Regions from separate parts of the Mus musculus genome. Here region 1 is linked to region 2. The links are chromatin loops, found by intact Hi-C in ENCODE. Cell type or tissue: left cerebral cortex. All regions are shown on one strand. Links, peaks and the distances in the headings refer to the core of each region. The heading gives the core; the rest is flanking DNA.

Region 1 (7,719 bases), core at 1,159-6,158, 120 kb after region 2:
GTAACATGAGCTAGCGTCCACCACAAATAGCAACAGGCCTGCCATGAGTGACAGTCCAAATATAGGCCTGCCACAGCGGCCTTGCCACTTCTTAACACTCAAGTGTCACCAGGGGAGGTCACATGCTGTGCTCTGTACTTCATTTACTGTGGGGGCTGAGACCCGAGACTCAGGTGGCTGGGCGAACGGAAAGGGTTGGTGCTGTCATGGCCGGGCCAGAATGGAGACGCTAACAGTCCTGGGCTGTGTGTCTTCCCCCTCAGTTTTCTCAAAGTGTTTTGAGCCAACAGTTCTGGAGGCAATGCAAAGGCTATGTGTTTTCTCTCCCACCATCCTTTGCAGTGTGGGACGTGCTCCCCTCTCTCTGAATGAAGACTCCGCAGAGCCTGTGATTTCTGTTCCTTCTTAGGTGGCACAGTTTTAGGTCTCTCAGTGTCAGCAATTGAGCATCCAGTTCTGTAGATTGATTCAAAGGTTTTCTGGGCATCTCTATTTCTCTCCTCTCTAGCATGGTCCTCTTTAGCAGGATGCCTGTCTCAGGAGGAGGAGCAAGGTAGGGCTTCCCTCCACACACTCCTTGGAGCAGTGGGCTGGCTGTAAGAGCGGTGGAGAAGGTGATTAGCTGGCTGTTTCAGTGGCTGTCACTGGGCAGTGGGGCCTATATCATTCTCAGATCTGAGTCTCCCATGTCTAGAGAAACCCATTATGAAGGCCCTCTCTCGAAGTTCCCACAACCCGGCAGATCCCACCCTACCCACCCCCGCGCCCCCAAGTCTGTTTTATTCCTCCCCAAAGTGTCTGCCCTTCCATCACCAATTGTGACCTTGTGAGTTCTTTTCCTCTGTGAAGGGAGCTTGTTTTGGAAGGTGAACTAGGACACTCCTCGAGGTCTCTTTCTTCTGTAGGCATCATCTTTGCTCCTTGCAAACTCTAAGATGCAAGTGACCTCAATGAGTCTTCCCACCTCCACAACAACAGCCCATCCTCTCTAAAGCTATCACTCCAACAGCAGTAAACAGAGCTAGCTCTCTTAAGGGTCCCTTTGAAGACCCATCACTGGGCATAGGGTAGTGGTGGCATGGAATAGAGGGGCCATGGGCTGGAAGGGAGCATGGCGTAGAGGGGCCACAAAGTAGAAGGGGCATAGTGTGGAGAAGGTATGGCCTACTCTCTCCAACCTGGCAACTTCCTCCGGAGAAACTGTCCTATAGCCTCTGTCCCAGAAGGAAACTCCCCCCCCCCCCAGGTCTTAAAAATATCTCCCAATTATTTGAGAGGCCCAAGAAGTGTGAATCAGGTTCTAAACAATTTCCTTGGAGTAGTATTAGGTGATGAGAAAGGACAGGATGCAGGCAAAAGGATTCTTGTGACATGAAACATGTGGGCTGGAGAGATGGCTCAGCGGTTAAGAGCACTGACTGCTCTTCCAGACGTCCTGAGTTCAAATCCCAGCAACCACATGGTGACTTACAACCATCTGTAATGGTATCTAATGCCCTCTTCTGGTGTGTCTGAAGACAGCTACAGTGTACTCATATAATAAATAACTACATCTTGAGAAAGATGGTGCAAAGCTGTATTTAGGTCCCAATCTATCATATGCATAAGTATGCAATTGGTAGCCAGTGTGAAGCCCCATGTGTTCAGAAGCCATCTGGACATACAAGTTTGCTGAGTCATGTATAGAGTTTGGGACTGGGGAAAAAAATGGTTTCTTTGAAAGTCTGTATGTGGTCATTTGATCTGGGGATTTTGTTTTTTTACTGTTGGGCCTGTTTTAAAATATCATCACTTCAGTATAGCCAAAAATATTAGAAAGAAAATGAAAAAAATTATCTGGACCGTCTTGTAATCTGGACACTTGGGAGACAGAGGCAGGATGACCACTGGAGTTCAAGGTCAGATAGGGTTATATAGAAAGACTCCATTTCAAACAAAACAAAAATTAAAAACAAAAACAAAACAACAACAACCCATACACATAAAGAAGGATATACAGGATGCTCACCACTTTGGTCTGTTGTGGCTTTGGTTTTTGGTGTGGGGCAGAGATGGGGTATGGGGAGGGTTGGGGAGGGACCCACCTAAGGCCTGAAGTATATTTAGCAAGCTATACCACTTATCTACCTTCAGCCCCATATAGTATTGCTTAGATGGGCAGAAACTAAAAATTAATCTATTTTTATCAAAGTGCGATTCATTAGGTAATTGTGATATAGTTAACTCAATATTTGCAAATATTAAAAACAATGATGTAGATGTCTATTGTTTTGGGAGATTGAAACCAGGGGTTCATGCTAAGCATGTCTTTATCATACCTTTTTTTTTTTTTTTTTTTTTTGGTTTTTCAAGACAGGGTTTCTCTGTATAGCCCTGGCTGTCCTGGAACTCACTTTGTAGACCAGGCTAGCCTCGAACTCAGAAATCCACCTGCCTCTGCCTCCCGAGTGCTGGAATTAAAGGCGTGCACCACCATGCCCGGCTCTTTATCATATCTTTATGTAGGCCTCACGACTACTTTTCTTTAATGTGGTCATGCCCATGATATATTTATACATGGAAAAAACATAAAATATCATTTCATCCTACATGTATGTCTTCCTACATGCATGAGCACATACAAGTGTGTACACACACACACACACACAAGCGCACACACACACACACACACACACACACAAGTACACACACAAGCACACACATACACACAAGCACACACACACAAGTACACACACACAAGCACACACACAAAGCACACACACACAAGCACACACACACACAAGCACACACACACACAAGCACACACACACAAGCACACACACAAGCACACACACAAGCACACATACACAAGCACACACACTGTATTAACATCAAGGTTCTTTAGATGGAATAAACTAACAGGATGCTTACACAATGGAGAGATTGATTTTGAAGAATTAGCTCATAAGATTATGGAGGCTTCTGTGGTTAGCAAACTGAAGGCCTAGGATGGTGAAGGCCAACAGATCAAATACAAGGAGGACAAAGATTTCAGTTTTAATCTGAAGGAAGGACAAAGCTTGGCATCTGAGCCGAAAGGCTCCAATGGAGCCAGAATGGACAAAGATCCTCTCCTAGGAATAAAGTGCATTTAAAAAGGAGATATGCATATGCAGGCATTCTTTACCAAGGTGTGGTTTAGCTGCCCCTCATCTCAAGGTCCTTCCCAACAGGTCTTGTCATCTCCAGGAATAGTTACTTGCTCTGGAGGGCACAGCTTTTTAGCATAGATAATCACTTCTTCTGAGGACAGGTGTGACCTCTTCTTCAAGGTTCACCTTGCCTTAGATCATAAAGGTTTTTATGGCTGTCTGTTGTTCTCGGAATCTAAGGTGGCTGCAGGTTTAGAACTGGCATCTTTAGGGCTCATGTGAGGAAATGCAGCAGCACTTTCTATTGGCTTGTTATAATACCCCGGCGGCATGCTTTCAGTAGTGAGGCCATCCTGCTTAGCCTTGGTGCACATATATTGTAGACAAATTCCCTCTCTAGGTCTCAAATCCTTGCTGTCAGGATGATGCTTGGCATAGACTGGCTTGGAAAGCAGAAATATTTAGGCACTCCCCCTCTCCCCCATCTCAATATACCAACAACACAGCAGATACTCAGTAAGTTTACTATATTGACAAAAATAAATGTGTCTGCGATCTAGTTTTTGACACCCCAGAGCCCTCAGTAAGTAAATATTGAGTTCAAATAGAAGTTTGATCTTGCCAGTATGTTTGTTTCAGGAGCCACATACTTAATAGGATCCTGTTGAGGGAAATTCTCATTGTAATGTTGAGAACTAAGATAGGGGCTTGAGAGATGGCTCAGCAGCTAAGAATTACTATTTTTAGAGAGTGCATTAAGCTGTTAACAGCCCCATAGAGTATTCAGTTCTAGGGGACATGACGCCCTCTTCTGGCATCTGTACTAAGGTGTGATGTCGTCCTGCCCATGTATACATGGGCTTAAAAATAAAATCTTTGCCGAACATAGCGGCTGTATGCCTTTAATGTCAGCACTCAGGAGACAGAAGCAGGGTGGTCTCTTACGAGTTCAAGGCTAGCCTGGTTCACTTAGAGAGTTCAAGGTTCGCCGGTGTTGTAAAAGGGAGACTTTGTCCCGCCTCCCCGAAAAGACTTTCCATTGGCTTTCACTTAACCAACTCCAGACAGCCTCCCTCACACAGCCTATCAGAATGAGGGGGCGGGAGCTTCTGCGCCTCTGACTGACAGTAGCGGCTCCCGGAAAATGTCGTGGCCTGTCGCAGTCTAAGGGTGTGCGGCTGCCATGGACAGCGAGCAGCCCGACAGCCTGGATGGCTGGGTTCCGCTGCGTGAGGACCTCTTCCCGGAGCCCGAGCGCCATCAGCTGCGTTTCCTGGTGGCCTGGAACGCCGCGAAGGGCCAGTTCGCCGTCACCTGTCACGACCGCACGGCGCAGCGGCGGCGGCGCGAGCGGCGGGAGGCCGGCGACGGGGGATGTAGCTGGGCCGGGGTGCTGTCGCCCGCCGGGTTCCGCGGCGCGCACCGGCAGCTGGCGGCGCTGTGGCCGGCCCTGGAGCCCTGCTTCCCGCCGCTGCCGCCCGAGCTGGACGCGGCGAGCGGCGCGGGCTGGGGCCTGGGACGCGGGCTGTGGGCCCTCCTGTGGCCGCTCCTGTGGCCGGCGCCTGCGGACCCTGGCGACTCGGCGCTGCAGGAGCTGTGCCGGCAGCTGGAGCACTACCTGGGCCTGGCGGCCGAAGGATGCGGCGGCGCCACCGTGCGCGACGTGCTCTTCCCGGCCCCGGGTGACTCGGCAGACTGCGAGGGCCTGAGCGAGTTCCGCGAGAGGACGCTGCGCGCTCGCCTGGGCCAAACGGCCACCCGGCTGCACCAGGTATGAGGCCCCGGGCCGAGGGCGGGTCCGCGGGACACTCGTGATGCGCACCGGGCGTCGCTGGTGCACCTGCGCCTCTGTTGAGAGAGAGTGGGGACCTTGAAGTTGAAACACGGTGGTGGTGGTGTTTTGTGTTTTTTTGTTTTTGTTTTCTGCTAGGATTATCAGAGTTCGGCTCCGCGCCGCCTGGCTCTCTTGGTTTGTTGTTGTTGTTGTTGTTTTGGTTGTTTGTTTTTGTTTTTGAAACAGGGTCTCAATCTGTGGTCCAGGCTGGCTTTGAACTCAGGACATTCCTCTGCCTCAGCCTCTCCAGTCCTGGGGTTAGGTAAAAGTTTACTTGCAGTTCTGAGCCAGGCTCTGCGCTTCACCTTTTCCCTGTTCTGGGCAGAGCAGGATGTTGTAATGGGAAAGGCCAGAAATATGAAAGTAAAACTGAAAACAAGGCATGTCCGTCGGAATAAAAACATAAGCTAAGTGGAAGCAATTTGGGGTTCTCCGGAGAAGATGAGGGATGGCTAAAACTGTCTGAGGATGAATGACATTTAAAAGATAGTTTTATTATTTTTTCTTCAAGCAATAAGGATTTTTATTATTATCTTCAAGCAGATGGAAAGCCCTCGGGGAGTGAGGCTTTACTCATCTGCCTTTAATGGCAACAACAAGAAGGCTCTTTTGGACCAGATAATTTGAGACACACACATTCATTATTTGTGTGGTAAACTTAACAGACCCTAAAGAGTGGGGACTTTTCACTTCACTGGAAGATTTAGGGAGAATGTATAAGTTTTACCCAGCAACAATTTCACGAAGAGAGCCAAGTTTCAGAGCTTCATTCCACATTCTGGACACTCCTCGGACATTTCCTGTTTTTCCTTATTGAGCCACGGTTCCAGTGTGTTTTCTGTTGCTCTGCTAAACACTCTGACCAGAAGCGACTCTGGGCAGAAAGGGCCTATTTGGCTTACAGGTTACATTCCATCATCAAGGGAAGCCAGGATAGGTTCTGGAGCACAGATATGGACGAAGGCTGGTTACTGGCTGTATGGCTACCTTTCTTAGCCCGGGACCACCTGCCCCCAGGTACCCACATTTGCTAGCAAGCAAGAAAAGGCTAATCTGATGGAGGCAGGCTAATCTGATGGAGGCAGTTGCTCTTGTGCTTCCCCTTCCCAGGTGTCAAGTACACAACTGAAGCTAACCATGAGTCATCATTAATTAAGCAGTGGTTTTGCTGTGTTTCTTTTGAGGAAGGGGAGGTGTATTCAACCATATAGCAAAATCTTGATTGTTGTATATTATCTTAAGCTAAATCTAGAATGAGTCTTTTAAAACTAAAATGGCTTTTAGAAGGATTCTGTTTGTGGGATCTTTGTTTTGAGACAGGGTCTCATATAGCCCAGGCTGTCCTGGAACTCACCATGTAGCTCAGGATGCCCCCATACTCTGATGACTCTCCTGCTTCCACCTCTGAAGGACTGGGAGTATAGGCTTTTGTCAGCAGCCCTGGCTCAGCTGGGATCACCTTACTCTATAAACTCACACACCTACTCCTCATGGTGTTGACTTCACTTTATACTATGAGGAAACTATGGGAGACTTTTCGGGCCAGCCAGCGTTTGGTCCTTAGCCTGATCATTTATATCAGACTTGGCTGTTTAACTAGTACTAGGGTTGGACCTGAGCCTGGTGCATGCATGTTGGACAAGCACTCTAAGTGATGAGTCATCTCCCTCCCTCGTTCTGCTTTCAAGCAGCTTCTGATTAGGTTGCCCAGGCTGCCCTCGAACTCTAGCCCAGGCAGACTTAGTCTCACCCTCACCGCTCCTTTCCTCCTGTGTAGTCCAGCCTCACAGGTCTTCTCTTTTCCTGATGTGTCCACCGTGCTTTTCAGAAGGTTCTGTTCCAGGATTGAACCAGTTTCAGCTTCCCAGAGTGAAGTCTGTAGTGAAGGCCGGATCCCCTTCCCGCTTTATCGTCCCAGAGTAGCTGAATTACAGGTCTGTTCCTCCAGACCAGCTCACAATTGGTTCATTTCTTATTTTCTTAAACCCCGCCCCCAATTCTTAACCTCTGTATACTGGAAAGTTACATTGTCCTCAAGTTCAAGTTCATTCCCTTGGGGACATTCTAGTAAGCTCATACTATGGCGCTATCCATCGGGGACTTAGAGACGGAGGGTAGAAGTACTAAGTGTGTCGCATCCACAGAAGTGTAGTCTTTTATGTTTGCTTGCTTTGAGGAGGACCTTGGCTTTGTAGCTCAGGCTGACCTGGAACTATTTAGCCCAGGCTAGCCTCGGGCTCACAGTAATGCTTTTGCTTTAGCCTCCCAAGTGTTGGGACTATAGGCTTGAGCCATCATGATAATTATGATGTTATCATAGTTATCCTCGAATTATTATTAAATAGCCATAAAAACAGTGTTGAATGACTGTGATAATATTCCACAGACCAGCCATCTTATTTAACTATTGTGTTATTGGGCCTTTAGTTGGAGAACACTTTCATGTTCACACAGTTTAAAATTGCTGTTTTAAAATTGGTATTTTAAATTTAATATTGGGTTTCTTTTATTTATTTTTGGTAAGATTTTTTTAAATGTCCAGATTCAAGCTCTATTTACATTTTACCCTCTAGGTTCTTCAAGATCACGGGAAAGCCAATACCATGGTAGCATTAATGAAAGTTTATCAAGAGGAAGATGAGCTCTATCAAGAATTAGTTACCATGGCAACCACATTCTTCCAGTATTTACTGCAGCCATTTAGAGACATGCGAGAAGTTGCAACTTCATGTAAGCTTGGTATTTTGGTATGTT
Region 2 (7,719 bases), core at 1,658-6,657:
CAGTCTTAAGTGTAAAATACAGAAATAAGTGTTCCTTCTATCACCTTTCAACCTCTTAATAGATTAGATATGACTAGATAGAATGCTGATGCTAAGATTCTAAGCCTTGCCCAGAATTAAAGGCCCAGCCCCTCATTACTAGGTCAGGGTCCTTTTGTGCCCTGGGAGAGGGCACAAAGGCATTTGGTAAGGACAGAGCGGTGAAGACTATGCACCACCCTACTTTCATCAGTCTTAGAACACTTATCTATAATTGCAGGGCTCTGAGCCCCAGGATCTTACGCTGAAAGGACAGAACTGACTCCTGCAAGTTGTTTTTCTCCCAATATGCAATTATTAAAAATATAATAAAACTTAAAAACAATTATTTCAAATCTGTCTTGTCTGAGGAAAAATTATTAAAATTTTATCTCTACTGAAAATATAAGTTTTCTTTATAGTAGGTTGGAAGGGTCAGCACACAGTGGGAGGAGCCTTTCTTCAGACCTCTGGCTATCAGGACCAACTGCTCTGACCCACACCATGGAACAGTAGACACAGCACATTCCTTCCAGGCACTAATGCTCAGAAGACCTATCCTAAATTCTACAACAAGAGGAGATTCCTATCTCTACAGACAACTATAAAAATAGGACCAGCCCATAAAACCTCTTCTCTACATCATCCATCAGCAATAACCTTTTGATCCTTGCCATGACAAGGCACACAACATGTTACAGACTGGGATAAAACAACAAAAAGACCCAGGATCTGATTCCATCACTTAATGGCTTTTTGAATGGGTATGTGAGCCTCAACTTCAAACTAGTCTTCAGGTTGAATCCAACATTAAAGATGTTCTATTTGATCCAAACTGTTTTAAGTTTTTATTGCTGTACTTATAAGCCAGAGATTCTTCAAAATGGGGAGGTGTCAAAGGTCCATCAACTCTGGGCATGAAGTTTTCAGTAGTCAATTAATGAACACTTCCTTTAGAGCAGCATATACATATACACTATAGGTCAATGGTTACTACTCTTCCCTCTTTTTCAACTCATTTACTTTACCTTGGTATAATTTAGGTTTATAAATCACTTAAAGGTTTGTTTGTTTGTTTGTTTTTAGTGAGTCGATTGCACCAGATACAAATACTTCTCAAAACAGCCATTATCAATAGCTTCTTGTTAACAAGTTTGGTGCTGTTCTTAGAATCATACAACTTTATCTTCCTCCTCCACTTTCTGCTTTATGAACACTTAATGTGCCACAGCACTGCAATTGCCTATACTGAAAGGACCCCAGAACCATTCCTAACTGCAAATGTCCCCAGGTTCATTAAATGCGTGTGTCAGCTCTCTAACTCCTGTCTGCTCTGCAGGCTGACACAGCCTCCCTTCCACACTGGGGGGCCTCTGCCAGGGAAGCTGTCTGTAAAACAATCATTGGGAGGGGAGCAAGTGTTTTTATACTACAAAGCTGACTTACCTCTACACTTGTCAACTTTCATTAAACAGAGCAGGCAGTGCCAAATGACTCAAATTTAGATAACTGTGAGAAGTAAGAGGGTGGGACATGGTAAACGCTACAGAAAATGCCCCGTGAGTTCCAGGCAAGATCTTACAAGAAAGGGTAAACGGTAAGTGGTGACTCTTGAACACTACTGTCCTTAGGGGCTCCTAACAGGCTACAGCCCCAGTGTACGTTCAAAGTCGGCGGTCCATTCCTTTCTACATACAGGGAAAACAATCTTGAACTTCTTGTCTTGTTTTGCCTGTTGTATTTTTCTGTTGTTTAAAAAAAAAAAGAAAAGAAAAGAAAAGAAGAAAAGAAGATCTTGTGTCCTTACACTCAAAAAGAGCATGCGAAAGTGGAAACTCGCCTCATCAAAGTCTCCACTGGTACACGTGGCCCGAATCACCTAAGAGGTGGCCTGGAGAAAGCTGGTACACGCGTGCCTTTCCAGAACACTAAACTCGACCCACTGGCCCCAGCAAATGACGCAGCCCAGCAGTTTACCCAGGTGCCAGAAGAGAGTGGGGAGGCAGCCCGGTAGCCAGGGAGACCAAAGGAAGCAGTTGCCAGAGAAATGCGTTCATCAGAGTCGGGCCTGGAGGCCGCGGTGGGGGATGGGGCGGCCTGAGGCTGGCAGCCCCAGGCTATTCCAGGTCTCCGGTGCTTCCGACATTTCCACAGGCTTAATTCTATCTGAGGGCAGGGCAGAGTCAGCCTGCAAGGCACAAAGTGCCACTACAGAGCACGGTGCTAACTAACGCCTGCGAGGCTGCACAGAACGAGGCTGCATAGGACCCTGGAGCCCAGGTGCTCCGTGCTTTCTGGTGTTGCGGGCCACTTTGCAGGAACCGTGGCCTTGCAGAGCCCCCTGGAAATGAGGCTCGTGACCGTGAGAGGCTGGAACCGCACAGCAACCCACACGGGTGGCCTGCGCTGCCCACCGAGGACGCTCTTTGCTGACATGGGTCCCCCTGCCTAGGCATGGGCCTCCCCCCACACACACCCCGTTGCGTCTAGGCCCCCAGTGAAGCAGCCTTGTCAGCCCTACCCGCCCAGCGTCCAGCCTCCGCTCCCCCAAACCAGAGGTCAGGGCTGGAGGCCACGCGAGCCCATCTGCAACCCGACACCCCCGAATTTGGACACCTGGCCTTGCTGGCTGAGAAACGCTGAGCGACACCCTCGAGGCCACATGAGTGCGTCCCGCCAGGCCGCCCGAGTGAGGCAAGCGGACGCCGCCGAGGACTAGCTGGCTTCCCGCCTGCGCCCCCTCGCGGGCTGCTCAACTCCTCCTCCCCTCCGGGCCCGCGCCCCCCAGCCCCGCGAGGCTCCCGGGGACAGCCCTCGAAGCCCGGTCACACGCACGTGCGACCTCACCTGGCCCGGTCCACCCTCGGGGCTAGGGCTCCGGGAGCAATCGAACGTGTGAAGCCACGTGACTTCCCCGGGCTTGGAAAGAGCGCGGCCCGCACGAGGGGCCCGAGACCTCGGCTTTAAAGGAGCCATGTCAGCGCCGTCGTGGCGCGTCTCCCCCTGCGCCGCCCCAGCCTGAGGGGGTCTCCGCGGCTCGCTGCTGCGCCGCCCGCAGCGAGCCGCCAGCCCCTGCCTCCTGCGGGACGCCAAGGCGACTCTCGGGGAGAGAGAGAGAAGGAAAGAGAGAGACGGGAGCCGCGGGCACCGCCGGCCAGCCGGCCGGCCGCTCGAGCTCTCCCGTGCGACGGCTGCGGAAAAAGGAAGTGTTGGCGTCCGGGCGCCCGTCCGCGCGGCCGGCTCCTGTCTGGACGTATGTTCGAGGCCACCGAGAGTTGTGCAAGTGCAGCTCCGAGGCCCCGGCGGTCGCCCCCGAAGGGCCGCGGCGCCTTTAAGCCCAAAGGCCTGAGTCACGAGGAAGCTCCCTGCCCCTCCCCGCGCGCCCCACACCGCTCCACGAGGCCCACGACCGCGGGCATGTGACCGGCGCCCCGCCCGGGACGCTAACCCGGGCGGCGGTGAGGGGGCCCTGTGAAGTGGCGAGACTGCGCGCGGACCGTTAGCCGAGGCGGCCGGCGGGGACAGCAGCCCCGCCCGGCCCGGCCCCGCCCCGCCCCGGCGGCTCTTACCAGAGAGAAAGCCATGGGGTCCGGCGTGGCCCTAAGGGACTGGCGGGCGGGCGGGCGCGCGGGCCGGCGGGTCTGTGCGGCGCGGGACGCGCACACACGTGGGCACTATTTTTGCAGCGAGCAGCGCACGACTCCGCACCCCGGCGGCTTATAAAGCTCCGCGGCGCTGGCCTGACGAGGAGCACCTGTGTCGGCCCCGCCCGGCCTCGTCCCCGCCCCCGCCCCCTGCGCTCCTTCCTGCCGTCCAGACCCGCGCTCCGCCGCCCACCCTGGGCCTGGGGGTCCGAACGGGGGGTGGGGGTTAGTTCTGAGGCTCGAGCCAAGACAGACCACCACTGCCTCCCCGGAGCCCGAGGGGGCTCAGGCCTGAGCAAGTCCCTCGCCCGGTGACCCTGACCATTTCACTCTCCCGCGGGCCTCAGTTTCCCTACAGATTTACAAGACCCTGGGATGCCCCGCTGCGCCGGTGACGTGCGCCCCCCCCCCAAAAAAACGTATAACCACGCCTCTCCTTTGCTAGTGACCTCTCGGGTGGAAGCCCCGGTGGCACCGAACCCAGCCCCTCCACCCATCCCCACCTGCAGCAGACACGCCCTCACTTCAGACCGACTGCCACTGCATCTGGAGCGAGCTGGAACCCGGAGCGCAGGCGTCAGGGGATTCGGGAAAGTTCCGAAAACAGCAGTGATCCTCTTCGGATTGCAGTTCCCCAGGGAAACCGCTCCCGACGCTCCCTCCAGAATGACAGGACGCTTTACTGACAAAATTCGGGGCAAGAGATCAGGGTGAGCGAAGCTGTTGTTCCGAGAGGCGTCATGGGCCAGCTAGGGCTGGACCAGACCGGAAGCCCAAGCGAGCGCAGAGGCGGAGATGGCATTCCGGGCTGCAGACCAGGGAAGGCGGAGAGGGAGGAATGCACTGAGAGGCTCAATCTGACTAAGACCAGCTAATGCGTGTTGGTGCCACAGGAGGGAAGCCCGAGCCCAGTTTCTGAAGGGCTTTTATTCTGCAGCTAGCTGGAAACTAGAGGAAAGGTGAACAAGCTTGGAAGTTGCCAGGTCTCTTTTAAGGTGTTGCTGGAGAGTTGGAGGTGGGAAATAAGCCACTAGGTTGGTTAAGAAAGAGAACAGAGCTTATTGAACATTTCTAAGTGTTTTATATGTTATACTTTTTATTCAGCGCGTATTATACTCAAGGTTCCTCCTGACAGGTGAAGAAGCTGTTACCAACTTGCTGGCAGGTTTGTGAGGCAGGAACGTATAAGCTTCTGCCCAGGGTATTAAGAAAGGAAGCCTACGGTCCTAGCCTAGTGTGTTTGGAGAAGGTGGGGAAGAGGACAGATGCTGGAGTTAAAGTGCAGAGGGAGCTGAATGACAGCTGGCTAGTCTCCATTCTGTGGTCGTTCCCAAGGGTTACTGAAGTCCTAAGCAGAAAGGGTGGTTACAGTATGGAGAACCCATCCCCTTAGGAGCAGCCCAACCCCCATCTTGGCAGCATAGGCCTGATAAATCAAACCTAGTATTTCTTGCTTCTCTTCTCTTCCTATTCTGAGAGGTGCCACACTTAGATGCCTACAACATGGGAACTGTAAGTGAGGGTGTATGAGATGCTCTGAAGACCCAAGGCATATCTGGAAAGACCGATGGCATCTATGACTAAGACATCCATGGTGGCTTAGGCCCATAACTGCAATACTATCACAGATGAGGCAGAAGGAGGGGTGCCTTGCATCCGAAGGCAGTTAGGAACTACAGTCTGAAGGAAGTCTACCTCAAGGAAATAAATTAATTAATTAACTAATTAATTAAATGGAAGGAATAGGTTAGCCGATAGGCATCAGAAACCTCTAAAATATCTCATCTTAAGGTCGCCATGTACCTTAGTAGCTGCCAATTTGTGATCCTTCACATCCAGTCCTCCCTGACCCAAAGTTAAACAAGATAAGAATCTAAGACTTGAAATGGCACCTGAGGGCCTATGGGAATGGATACCTGAAAAAATATAAAGTTTCAAGCTCCCAGCCTATAAGAAAGTAACTTTGAACACAGATTTCTGCTGCTAAATCACCGTCCCTAAACCTAGCCAAAGGCAGGAGGAGTGGAGTATTTTCTGGGCATTCAAGCGTGTACTTCTCACACTTCTAAATGCTTTGCTTGTTAACTCATAGGTAAAGAGGCTGCTGTTCAAAGAAGGAACATGCTTGGCTTCAGCTGTTTGGGAGACTGAGGCAGGAGGGAGGATTGCAAATTTAAAGCCAGCCTGTGAGGACAACTTAGTAAGCCTGTGTGCCCCTACCCTACATTCCCTCACCACACCCCCAGACTCAAGAGTAGAGTTGGGAATATAATCAATAGGTGTGCTTGTCTAGTACATACAAGACTCCAGGGTCAACCCCCAGTATACTACAAAAGAAGGCAATTAAGTGACTTCCTCAAGGACCCCTTGCCAACAGGGGCAAATGGAGAACTCAGACCTGTCGTTTTCTGTTTTCATAGTCTGATGAGAGTAAAACCTTTGGCATCTCCAGCTTCCTTTCATATTTTACATCTATTATTTATTTGTGTGATATGGATACAAGTGGAGGTCAGAAGACACTCGCAGCTCTCTCCTTCTACTCTGTGGGTCATGGGGCTTGAGCTCAGGTCATCAAGCTTGGTAGCAAATGTCTTTACCTGGTGAACCATCTTGCCCTGCCTCACCCCACCCATTTTTTGAACTGACTGAGTCCTTGATCCTCCTACCGGGTGTATGTGTGTGGTATACATGTCTATATGTGCAAGTGCATGCACATACACACACAGAGTAATGAATTTTTTAAAGTCCAGAGGATCAGCCTCACTTTTATCATATATAAATGTAAAATTGAAATAGGTTAAATATATAAATGTGAAAAGTTGTTTTTGGAATTTTAAAGAAGAATATAGGAGAACATCTTTTTTAATTTGTTAAAGTCTAGACTCACAACCAAAAATATTTTAATTTGTTGTTTTGGTTTTTTGAGGCAGGGTCTCACCATGTAGCCCAGGATAGTCTTGAACTGAGACTCTCTTGCATTTACCTCCTAAGGTAAAACTCATAGGGTTATAAGTCTATGCTATGTGGCCTAGAAGGAGACATTTTTATTGCCTCAGCCCATAGACAAATTCTTCAAATTATAAACAATAATAAAAAATGAAAATGATAAATTTGATCACACTATAGTTTAAAGCTTTATGAAAAATATTTAAAGCTGGAAATAATATCAAGGTCTTCAAAGATCTAAGATAGTTTGGATATCTAAGAACTTCTATTCTCCACAATGCAGTCAATAAAATATGTTCTGTGAGCAAAATTTCCCAAGATCAATAAATAACTGTGTATGTGTGCTGTGTGTATTTATGTGCACATGAGCATGTGTGTTCATGCAGAGGCATGAAATTGACACTGGATGTCTTCTTCCATGGCTCTACCACCACTTCCCCTTTTAAAATTGTGTCTTAGTGAAACTGGAGGTCACTTTTTGGCTAGTCTGGCTAACCAATGAGTCCCTGGGATCCTGGGGTTGGGTTTCTGTGTGGGTGCTGGGGATTCAAGCCCATGTAGCAAGCCAAAGCTATTTCCCAATCTTTCTGTGTTGATAGTTCTTAGAAATTTGCCCCTATTCTCTATCAAAGCTGATTCAGAGGTAAAAATGAGTCTGAGTCCAGCATTCAAGTGGCTCTCAATTGGTGGATCAATCTCAGACAAAACAGTGATAAAAACAGAACTCCTGAGGGGGGAGAATCCAGGGCCCCCAAGCTCTCCTGAAGTCAGCAGCTCCAGCTGCTGTCTGGTGCCACAGTGCCTGGCGAATCCCCAGAGCCAGATGCGGCGCTGGCCCCTGGGACTGCTTTTGTTCTCTTCCCCTAACAGGAGGGCCACACCTATTTCACTCTGGCATACTTCTGAACAGATAGGCACTTAAGAGACAGGGTTACAGAGACAAAGAAGCTAGAGCCTTGGTCACAGGATCAAAAGCTGTGGCACTATATTTCAACTACCTAGACCTGGAGGCTATTCTCCACAACCCACTCAGACATAATGCTCAGTGAGAAAAGTATCCCAAGATAATAAATACCAACCTTGAATAACAGTGCATGCTCTGTCCCACTTA

Evidence for each region. Hi-C counts contacts between places; a loop is a spot of excess contacts. Peaks named below come from ENCODE experiments on the same cell type or tissue, not always from the same donor. Only the 100,000 strongest peaks of a DNase experiment are listed, where the experiment ranks them.
Region 1: a loop joins it to region 2, with 7 times the contacts of the local background. A loop is called at or near these places in 11 of 42 quality-filtered maps.

What each region holds. Positions count from the first base shown.
Region 1 is chr7:81,567,008-81,574,726 of GRCm38, forward strand. Whamm (WAS protein homolog associated with actin, golgi membranes and microtubules) reads left to right here and starts at 4,285. Exons shown (of 10, transcript NM_001004185.3): 1 at 4,285-4,902; 2 at 7,539-7,712. The coding sequence starts at 4,315. In left cerebral cortex, for the core only: CTCF peaks have their summits at 1,473 (motif pointing left), 3,971 (motif pointing left) and 4,723; DNase peaks (open chromatin) are centred at 4,230 and 4,768; H3K4me3 peaks cover 2,246 bases; H3K27ac peaks cover 1,114 bases.
Region 2 is chr7:81,451,047-81,458,765 of GRCm38, forward strand. It overlaps Cpeb1 (cytoplasmic polyadenylation element binding protein 1), which reads right to left and starts at 3,712. Exons shown (of 12, transcript NM_007755.5): 1 at 3,588-3,712. The coding sequence starts at 3,602. In left cerebral cortex, for the core only: CTCF peaks have their summits at 2,780 (motif pointing left) and 4,555 (motif pointing right); DNase peaks (open chromatin) are centred at 2,029, 2,774, 2,868, 3,465 and 2 more places; H3K4me3 peaks cover 2,804 bases; H3K27ac peaks cover 2,300 bases.